2 separate regions of the Mus musculus genome follow, and region 2 is linked to region 1. Evidence: chromatin contacts called from ENCODE POLR2A ChIA-PET data. All regions are on one chromosome and are shown on one strand. The core of a region is the stretch at or near the end of the contact, and the rest is flanking DNA. Distances in the headings are between cores, read along the strand shown.

What was found. ChIA-PET counts read pairs that join two places held with the same protein, here RNA polymerase II (POLR2A).
Region 2: POLR2A ChIA-PET joins it to region 1 with 10 read pairs in Patski. The contact joins the promoter of Dap3 here to the promoter of Khdc4 in region 1. POLR2A ChIA-PET finds 5 or more read pairs at or near these places in 2 of 5 experiments (Patski and embryonic stem cell).

What each region holds. Positions count from the first base shown.
Region 1 is chr3:88,682,808-88,688,047 of GRCm38, forward strand. It overlaps Khdc4 (KH domain containing 4, pre-mRNA splicing factor), which reads left to right and starts at 2,980. Exons shown (of 14, transcript NM_028814.4): 1 at 2,980-3,080; 2 at 3,537-3,759. The coding sequence starts at 3,043.
Region 2 is chr3:88,947,382-88,952,621 of GRCm38, forward strand. Dap3 (death associated protein 3) reads right to left here and starts at 2,901. Exons shown (of 13, transcript NM_022994.3): 1 at 2,487-2,901. The coding sequence starts at 2,489. It also overlaps a transcript of Ash1l not described here.

The DNA of each region.
Region 1 (5,240 bases), core at 1,730-4,229:
CCACTGAGCCATCTCACCAGCCCAGCTTCCTAACTCTTAATTTTGATTGATTGTGGTGTTCTGTTATCATCTCTATTTCAAAGAGTTTCCTTGCCGGGTATGGTGGCGCATGCCTTTAATCCCAACACTCGGGAGGCAGAGGCGGGTGGATTTCTGAGTTCGAGGCCAGCCTGGTCTACAGAGCGAGTTCCAGGCAGCCAGGACTACACAGAGAAACCCTGTCTCGAAAAAACAAAAACAAAAACAAAAACAACAACAACAAAAGAAGAGTTAAAAAGAGTTTCCTTGGGGGCTGGTGAGATGGCTCAGCAGGTAAGAGCACCCGACTGCTCTTCCAAAGGTCCTTAGTTCAAATCCCAGCAACCACATGGTGGCTCACAACCATCTGTAACAAGATCTGATTCCCTCTTCTGGTGTGTCTGAAGACAGCTACAGTGTACTTACATATAATAAATAAATAAATCTTTAAAAAAAAAAAAGAGTTTCCTTGATTTGGGGTGAGGACTACACTCTGGGTGATAGGATAGGTATTTTATTGGTGTTAGGAACTAAACTGGTTTAGTAAAGTGGCCTGTAGAGGAATTTTAATTCAGCACATGGCTACTCTGACAAGAGATTGCCTAGAGTACCTTCTAGGTCTGTGTGGTCCAGCTGTAATACAGACACACCTTTAATCCTAGGAGACAGACGCAAGCAGATCTCTGAGTTCAAGGACATCCACATATAGAGCAAGTTGAGGTAAAGAAAAACTTAGGTCCATTAAGGAAAAGCTTTAAGCCCAGAACTCAGGAGGCAGAAGCATTCTGATCTCAGAATTCTAGTTCAGTTCCATTCAATCAGTTCATGGAATTCAGAGGCAGTTTTACCAGGAGAGTTTTACATAGTCAGGTTGAAGAGAGAACAAGATAGACCCTGGTAAAGACAACCAAAATAGATAATGAGAAGAAGCCAGAAGATTAGAATAGATTGCCAGGGTTAGTTTAAAGCCTATCAGAGCAATTCACAAAGAAGTAGAAAGAAATCAGTCAACTAGGAGAGAAGTTTTAAGCCAGCCAGCCAGCCAAGTTGAACCAGGTAGCCAGAGTTCAGAAAGAACTAGAAAGGGAACACTTATTCAACAGTAAGTCTCAGAGGCTGAAATCATGCTAGGCCTAGATAAGATTGTACAGAGGCTAAAAGTTTTCAGGACCAGGCCTAGGTTAGCAGATCGAGGCAGTATGTCTCAGAGATGACAAGTATATCAGGTGAATAAAAGATACTTAGGTTTACAGTGGTGGTTGTAGGTTCACGTCCTTTCACATAGTATCAGCAAGACCTCTTAGAGAGAGAGAGAAAGACAGAGAGACAGAGAGGGAGAAGAGGAGGAGGAGGAGGAAGAGAAAGAGGGGAGGAGAGAGAGAAGAAAAGAGGAGGGGGAGGAGGAAGAGGGGAGGAGAGGAGAGAGAGAGGCAAAGGAAGGAAAGAAAGAATGTAGAATCAAAGTTGCTTTGCCATGCTGATTTTAGTCGAGCACATGACTCAACTATTCAAGCCTGGTGTTCTTCAGGCAAGTCTGTTTCCTCAAGACTTATTTACTTTGTGTGGTGTTGGCAACTGAACTTTGGACTTAACTCTGCTCCACACTGGTTCGTCCTGCAATTCTTTCCCAAGTCAAAAAAGCCAAAGACTCTTTGGAGTCTAGCCCTAAAAGATCAAGGGAGCACCTCTCACACTAGTGTGGTTGACACCACAGAGCAGTGTCTTCATCCCTACCACAAATGTATATTTATTTATTATGTGCCCAAACTCTCTATTATTTAGCTTTTAAGTGAATTTTTTTTTTTTTAAAGATTTATTTATTATTATATGTAAGTACACTGTAGCTGTCTTCAGACACTCCAGAAGAGGGCGCCAGATCTTGTTACGGATGGTTATGAGCCACCATGTGGTTGCTGGGATTTGAACTCTGGACCTTCGGAAGAGCAGTCGGGTGCTCTTACCCACTGAGCCATCTCACCAGCCCCAAGTGAATTTTATTCTATGAATTATGTCGGAATGTAAGTATTTCTATAAGCTAGCATTCTGGGTTTGTTTGCTTTCTGTTGGAAGAATACTTGCATAAACGTTAAGGATCTGTTTTTCAGATTCACCCAAAACTCCTTAGAATTCAAAGCTTTTCAGTATATTGAAGAGGCAGTCAAGTGTAAACACACAGCCCTCAGAGAAGGGGATTTCATAACTTTTGATTTTTAATCTCCATTATGACAGTTCTTAGATCAGAGAGCAACTTTCCTTGTGTGCTCCAGGGATCTAACTTACATCGTTGTTTGTCTACTAGCACCTTCGTCTGCAGGGCTATCTCTCAGTCCCTGGCTTCGTTTTTTTTAAAAGCTCCACCTCGCTGAGCAGTTTTTCTCCAACTTTACTTGTTTTATAACAAGTTGTCCAAGTGCTTACGAGTTTGCCAAAACCAATGTTTTTGCTCATGGCCACCAGAACAGCCCCCCCCCCCCCATGCAGCGGGCTGACTGGAGCTTCCTATCCCTAAGGGTGGGTGGGTGGGGGACCCAAAACAAAACAAAAAGAGAAAGAAAGAAAAGGAAGTTGTGCAAATGACTTTGGAAAGAATCATTTCCTTTTTTCATAAGCTGAATCGAGAAGTGCGCTGAAGTCGCCGGCAGGGTTCTCCTCCGCTACAGGCTGGGACTCCACGTGAGCAAAGAGAACGCGGAGAAAGTCGGCTTCATTTTCTGACTTGTCTTCCAGGCAACTCGCTTGCCCACAATAAAAATGGATTCTCCTAGCCCGCAACTCGCTTTTAAACCAGGCCCAACAACCATTTTTATTAAGGGCAAGAGAGCAAGCCGGAGAGTCGACAGGCAGGCACTCCTGTCACTGAGACGCCAGACGCTTTAAATCACCGAGGGTCCAATCGGAATCAAGAGTCCTCACCGGACCCGCCTTACCTCACGGCCGGAAAAGGCCGTGCGTCAGCGCGTTGGGCGGAAGTGGCGGGAGGGCGGTGGTGGGTAGTTGGCGGGTGGTTGACTGGAGCAGGCCGCCATGTCCGCAGGGAGCGCGACACATCCTGCCGCTGGCGGGTAAGGGCTTCGCGGGCCAGGCTGGGGGCAGCGAGCACGGGCCCGGGGCAGGGAGACCGGCGAGGCTGCGTGTGGGCCGGACGGGCCGTCTAGTAGGACGCGTCCGGATGCCGAGGCCGGGGTTCTGGAGAGAATGTTGAGCTGGCCTCGGGCGCCCGGAAAGAGGCCGGCCGCGGTGCGAGAGGGAAGGGAGGGAACTCGGAGCCTTTTAGAAGGACGAGCCAAGGAGAAGGCGAACGCAGAGCGTTCCCGGCCGAGCCGAGTCTCCGGATGGAAGTGACTGGAAAGGAAATGTTTCGTAAGGGGATCGGAATAAGGGGAGTGGGACTGAGCTTTAGATAGGAATCTCGGGCACGTCTCGGGACCATGGCAGGCGACGCGGGATGGAGTGTACGAAGGGGGAGACTACACAAAGGAAGGCCGTGGGCCTCAGGATTTCCCTTTTCCTACCTGTAGGCGCCGCAGCAAATGGGATCAGCCAGCGCCAGCTCCGCTTCTCTTCCTGCCGCCAACGGCCCCAGGTGGAGAAGTCGCTGGCAGCGGGGCGAGCCCCGGGGGCGCCACCACCGCCGCCGCTCCTTCAGGAGCCTTGGATGCCGCCGCTGCCGTGGCTGCCAAGATCAATGCTATGCTCATGGCCAAAGGGAAGCTGAAACCATCTCAGAATGCGGCCGAGAAGGTATTGCGAGCGCTAGACGCTCTGCGCTTCGGGATTTTCTTTTTCCTCCCCTTTCTTCACCTTTCAGTTGCTTGGTCATTGGGGTTAATGAAGATGAAACCGGTTAGAGTGAAGATCACGTTTGGGAGTATTTAGATGATACCTTGTTAAATTGTTCCTGCAAGGCAATGAATGGGCTTTGGTTTTTTTGTTTCAGGCAGAGACTCTGTATATTTAGACCAGGCTGGCCTGCTTGCAGAGATGCCTCTTGCCTCTGACCCCCCAAGTGCTGTGCCCCATCATTGCATCCTGAAGTCAGGCAGTTTTAATTGATGTAGTTCCCTTGTTTTGTTTTTCGAGACAAGTCCACGTAGTCTTGGCTGTCCTGGAACCGTGGTTTAGCCTCGAACTAATGGGGAGATATCCGTCTCTGCCATCTACGTAGGATAAGGACATGCGCAGCCACCACCTGGCTGGTCTTGTTACTTTTATGGACTAGTTTTTGTGCTTAGAAACTTAAACTCAGTTTTTTTTTATGGATATTTGAGGCAATATGTTTTTGATCCATGAAGTTCTGGTATATCAAGTCAGTGTTTTAAAAATACTCATTTGTATGTATGTCTCTCAAGTGTCATAGGATTTGGGGCTTGGCAATGTGAGGGATTGAACTAAGGTCATCTTGCTTGGCAGTAAGTACCTTTATGCTCTGAGCATCTTGTTGACCCTCAGTGAGTGTGTTGGTATGACACACACAGTGTTTGTCATCAGGAAATGACATAGCCGTGGTGAATGTGGGAGGTCGGAGGATAGCCTTGGTATCAGTCTTCACCTTCCACCTTGTTTGAGTCCCGAGTCCGGGTCTCTGTTTGCCGCTGTGTTTATATTAGGCCAGGGATTCCTCATCACTGTCTTCCATCATGCTGTTGGGGCATTGATATGACATGCCTGATGCGTGCTTTTTGGAAATTAAAACTCACATCCTCATGCTTGTGTGGTGATCACTCAAGAGCCAAAATATTTTTTAAAAAAATATGTCTTGTAGCTGGGCAGTGGTGGGACATGCCTTTAATTCCAGTGTTCAGGAGGCAGAGGCAAGTGAATTTCTCCCTGTCTCCAAAAAGGAGATGAAAAAAAAGCAGCAAAAAAAGTTATCTCTCATTAGATCTAAAATATATATTTTAATGACTAAACACAATGAAATATGAGCTAAAAGTGGAGAAATAAGTTGTGTTTTGATCTCAGACAAGTTGAGAGTATTATTTGGTTATTTTCATCTATTTACAGTGTAATTAAATCTTTAAACTGAAGCTTTGCTTTGCCATAAAGTGTAACAAAATGTTAAGTTTGTAAAAAGTTGAGGTGCTAGAGAGATGGCTCTGACTGCTCTTCCAGAGGTCCTGAGTTCAAATCCCAGCAACCACATGGTGGCTCACAGCCATCTGTAATGAGATCTGACACCCTCTTCTGGTGTGTCTGAAGACAGGTACAGTGTATTCACATAA
Region 2 (5,240 bases), core at 1,651-4,150, 260 kb after region 1:
AAAAGCCAGGCATGGCGGTAGATACTTTATAATTCCAAGACTGGGTAATGTGGAGACAGTCAGGCCAGTAACTAATCAAATCCAGCTCACCTGAGTTCTAGGCAGGCAGCTACTTCAGAAAACAACAACAACAACAACAACAACAACAACAACTACTGACCTGGTATAAAGGCACACACCTTTAAATCCAGCACTGGAGGCAGACACAGGGGAATCTAAGTTCAGCCTGGTCTACAGAGTTCCAGGGATACCAGGGCTACACAGAGAAACCCAAAACAAACAAAACAGGAATAACTAGTAGACTAGCTCCTCAATAGTGGCATTTAAAGTTGACCTCTGGCACCCCAAGAGTGTGCATGCACATGTGCACAGCACAATCAAACATATTTATGCTACATTTTTTGCTCCTACTCGCCCAGGTTTGGGTTCCTGGAGAAACACTGGGACTACAGAAGGAAAATTAATGTGCCTCACCCCATCTCCTGCACCCATGCAGGGGCTCACAATCTTAGGTGACCCAACACCCTCTTCTGGCCTCTGGGGGCAACACACACACACACAGGATGCACAGACATACATGTATACAAAACACCCATATATACACACACACATACAAATAAAGAATTTTTACTACGAAGGCAGTGTGATATAGGGGAAAAGTTAGGAAACTAAAGTCTAAAGATCAAGTTACAGATTTCTTTGAACTTCAAGCTTTGCTTGGAAAAGGAAGAGTCTCCCTGTTGTAAGGGTTCAACAGGAACAGTACAGAAGTCCGTCAGTGCTCTTCAGACTAACTTTCTCTCACCTGCCCCCCACCCCAACCCCACTGTTGTTCTGAGACTGTCTCACGGAACTCAGGCTAGTCAAGACTTTGCTGCATAGCTGTGGATGACCTCCAAGTTTCCATCCTCCTGCCTCCACTTTGTGGAGTGTTGAGATTATAGCTTCAAGCTTTCTAGTCCTAGTATTTAAGTATGTGACACTGATTTTAACATTTCCATGTCCTTTGAGATAGACCCTGTAAATCAGTCGGACAGTCTGCACACATGCAAGCACACACCTATACAAAGTTGCACACAGGAAGCTACTGAAGAAAGATTCCTGCAACCCTGGGTAGACTGCATGGGCTTGGTTAGCAAAAGTAACTTCACAGCTAGTCAATTAAGGCTGATTGTCTCTTTAACTCAAAGAAGGAAACACAAAGATAATCAATCCCCAATGCATACAGCCAATAGGGAAAGGTTGGGTTATCTGAAAACCAGGTATGGGTTCATGCCTATAATCCAACCTCTAAAGAGGCTAAGACAGGATGACTGTCAGAGTTTCAGGCAAGCTTGGGCTAAAGAGTGAGACTGTCAAAACAAACAAATAAACAACCACTCAAAAGACAATTTAACCCCTATTCCAAAAAAAGACTGAATATTAATTGAATGGGTTCTGGAGATGAATGGAACGCAGTAATGTTTAAATTTCCCCTGAATCACAAAGGTAAGAATTCACAGATAAGAAAGGAAACTTAAGGTGCCATTCCTCTAAAATTTTGCTTTGCTTTTTGTGGGAGACTAAAAATGAGTAGATCAAACGTTGGGGTTTTAACATCACATGCCCTGAATTCACTCATCCAATGTCAACACGGAAACAAATACTAGCAGCCAATGAATGCCATAGGTCTGGTTTAACTAGCAATTTAGATGAATAGAACACAAACTACCAATTACACCTACAAATCTTATCAACATCAACAGCACTGTAAATGATAACAATAATACTCCGCATTTTCCCCGTACCCAGGAGCTAATTCTGCTTTACATATATGATCTCATTATTTCATACTCCAACCCTGAAGGTATATTTTGGGGTTAGCTAATTTTTACTACCAGCATCTCATAAATAACTTGGAAAAATTTGAAGGCCTAAAAGATCAAATCCAGAAATAAAATCTCAGTGCATAGTTTCATCCCCTCACACACTCAACCTGCGGGTGGCGACCCGAGGAGAGGTCTAACAACCCTTCACAGGGATCCCATATCAGATATCCTGTATATCAGATGTTTACATTAAGATTCATAACAGCAAAATTACAGTTACGAAGTAGCAACAAAACTAATTTTATGGTAGGGAGTCACCATGTGGAACTGTACTAAAGGGTCGTAGCATTAGGAAGGCTGCGCGGACCACTGCTCTAACATCAGGCTGCCAGTTGCAAACCGAGTTCGCACAATCTTTGAGAAGTGCACAAGGATCACACAAGCATCACAGAGGATAGGTACCCTCTGGGACTTTAACAAGGTTAAACTACATTAACATATTAACAGCCGTTCTGTCCGTTCATCCTCCGGTCCCAGGTCCGCAGCCCCGGGTCTGAAGGATGCCCTCTTGGAGGATCACCGACACTGCTGCCCTCATTCCCTATCTCGGGGCAGTTCAAATACACGCTCCTTTCCCTCCTTCATCATTGCATCCCCTGTGTGGCTCAGTCCCCTTACCATGAGTCCAACACTAGGACTCCTGCTCCGGTGACCCGCACACACCGCCAGCGGCTGGATCCCAGGCACCCGTCCTGCAGTTGTGAAGCAAGCTCGGGTCGTGTGGCAGGAAGCTACCCAACGCGCAGTCGCCGCGGCTGCAACCACAGCCCAGCGGAGGGGCACCGCGCCACCCGCCCCGCGGCCGGAAGCGGGCAGCAAGCCTCGGCGTCGCGGTGGCCCGTCCCAGGAGGTCCGCGCCTAGGTACCTTCGCTCGCTCTTCAAAACATTCCGGTCACCGTGGCCAGCCTCGTCTGCGCGGGCGTGCCCGCTTCTCCCCGGCCCCAGCAGGGGCGCGCAATGGAACGTCCCGCGGGGGGGATTGTGGGAGGCGCACGTTCGAGGGGTGGGGGCGAAGGCGGCGGCAGCCGTGGCTGCCGTTGGTAGCCGTGGGGGCGGGGAAGAGAGGGAGGCGAGCCGAGGAGGAGAAGGAGGAGGAGGAGGAGGAGGAGGGAGGAGGCTCGGGCTCGCGCCAAGGAAGGTACGCGTGAGGGCCGAGAGGGAGTCGGGAGCGCGCGAGCCGGAGGCCCCAGAGCGAGCGCGTCGGTGCTGGCGGCGCGGGGCGGCCGGAGGCGGTGGTTGGAGGGCGCAGCTCGCGACCAGTCCGGACCCACTCGGAAGCGTGCGGGCGGGCGTGCGCGCTGCGCGGCCGGAGTCGGGTGAGGGAGGGAGGGAGGGAGGGAGGGAGGGCGGCGGGGAGAGCGCGCGGAGGGAGGAGTGGGAGGCGGGAGGGGGGGCACGCGGCGCCCTTCGCTGGCTCGCTCGCTCCCTCCCTCCCCAGAGCCGCCGCCGCCGCCGCCGCTGCCGCCGCCGCTGCCGCTCCCGCCGCCATTTTGGGTTCGCTTTGCGGAGGGGGGAGACGATCCCGGTCTCGGTTGCCGGACCCGCCTTCTCTCGGTTTCCCCTTTCCCGACCTACGCCTTTGGCTTCTCCTCTCTCGCGTTTCCGCCGGTCCGCTTACCCGCTGGCCGCCTCCTGACAAGCGGGAAGGGTTACAGTGTGGAGCCAGGGAAGCCGAGGCGCCAGGCTGCCACCCTCTCTCTCTCCACTTGCCTGCACTCGGCGCTCTCGGCCTCGCACGGTGAGTAGTGCGGTGTGAGCAGGCCTTTGAAGGCCCCAAGTAGTCTCTCCTTGGCTACCCGGGATCCGCTGTCACCCCCCCGGACCTGGACCTCCGGGAGAGCGGGGTGAGGATGGGGGAAGGGAGAGCAGGGATAGGGATCCTGAGCTTACCGGGAAGTCCCTCTAGGCGGGGTGACGGGGTGTCCCTGACCAGCGGGCTCTTGGTTTGGGGGAGGGGGACGGGAAAGTAAGCGAGTGGAGGCGGAGTCGCTTGTGCCCCTGACAGGTTAGTTTGTGTAGTAGGCCCGATTGGAGCATCCCCCAAGATCCAGTTTATGTCTGTTTAAGTAAGGGACAAAAGTAGCAAGGGAGATGATCTTCAGCGGGTAGTTTACCTGTACAAGATCTGTGGTGTTCTCGAAAGGCGGAAATATATGCAGACATGACATAGTGATCTGAGTGTTAATAAGTTTAATAAATGTCACTGGTTAGTTTCTACTTGGAAAGAAATGTTTTGGGTCTTGAAGACCAGATGGTCTGTTGGTTTATAGCTGCTCTGTTTATATGTGTATAATTCGAGGATGGAGAGTGTTCAGGAAGAGTTTGCCTGCATTTGGGGAAGTTCCCTTTGTAAGTTAGCTTATTTAAAAACAAATGCTGGGACATGTGTTCTCTAGGTCGATAAATGTGCATGTATTTTAGCATTAGTATGATTAGTATGATAATACAGAATGCATGCTAAGATCAGGAAGGGGAGAAACTTGACATAGTCTGTGCCTTTGAATAGAGTCAGTTGTGTAAATATGAAAGCCAGACCAACATCCTCAGAGTGATCGCTATTAGGCTGAGAATAAGGGGAGATGTTTTTGACCGTGTGGATTTATAGTAGTGCATAAAGTTTTTATATTCAGAGTACTCTTTCAGTTCGTAATCCTAAAACTGTAAAAATTATAGGAGAATAGGAAATCCCGGCATAAAGAGGTACTTTTCCAAGGTCATGTGTTAAATTAGTGGCAATGTTGAGATATTTTGATTACTAATTTAGTAATGTATTGTCCATATTATCATAGTGCCTCAGGAGATTGTTATTGCCAAATACAAGTGTATTTTGAAAGTAGGTAAATATGATTGGTTAGATTATGCTTGGGAGAACTTAAAAGTGTCAAACATGTATAGAATATACACTGTCCTATATGAGATAGGTATTTGTAATTTTGTTGTGTTTACAAAGCAAGCAGACCACTTCTGACAGCTTAGTATGTATGAAAGTTCCAATGTGTTGCTGGGCAGTGGTGGCACATGTTTCTAATTCCAGCACTTGGGAGGCAGAGGCAGGTGGATTTCTGAGTTCGAGGCCAGCCTGGTCTACAGAGTTGGTTCCAGGACAGCCAGGTCTACAGGGAGAAACCCTGTCTCCCAAAACCAAATAAATAAATAAATAAATAAATAAATAAAAAGTTAAACTGCTTCCACAGCCTACTTTGTATCTGTATAGCTGTTGTTTGTTGCTGGTTGGGTTTTTTGTGTGTGTGTGTGTGGGGGGGGTGGGGGGTCAGGGGGAGGGTCAGGGGGAATAGATTAACCCTGCTAGCAGGCATTCTACCAAAGAGCCACACTCGTATTTGGGCAGCTTGACTTTATTTCTGCCAGTG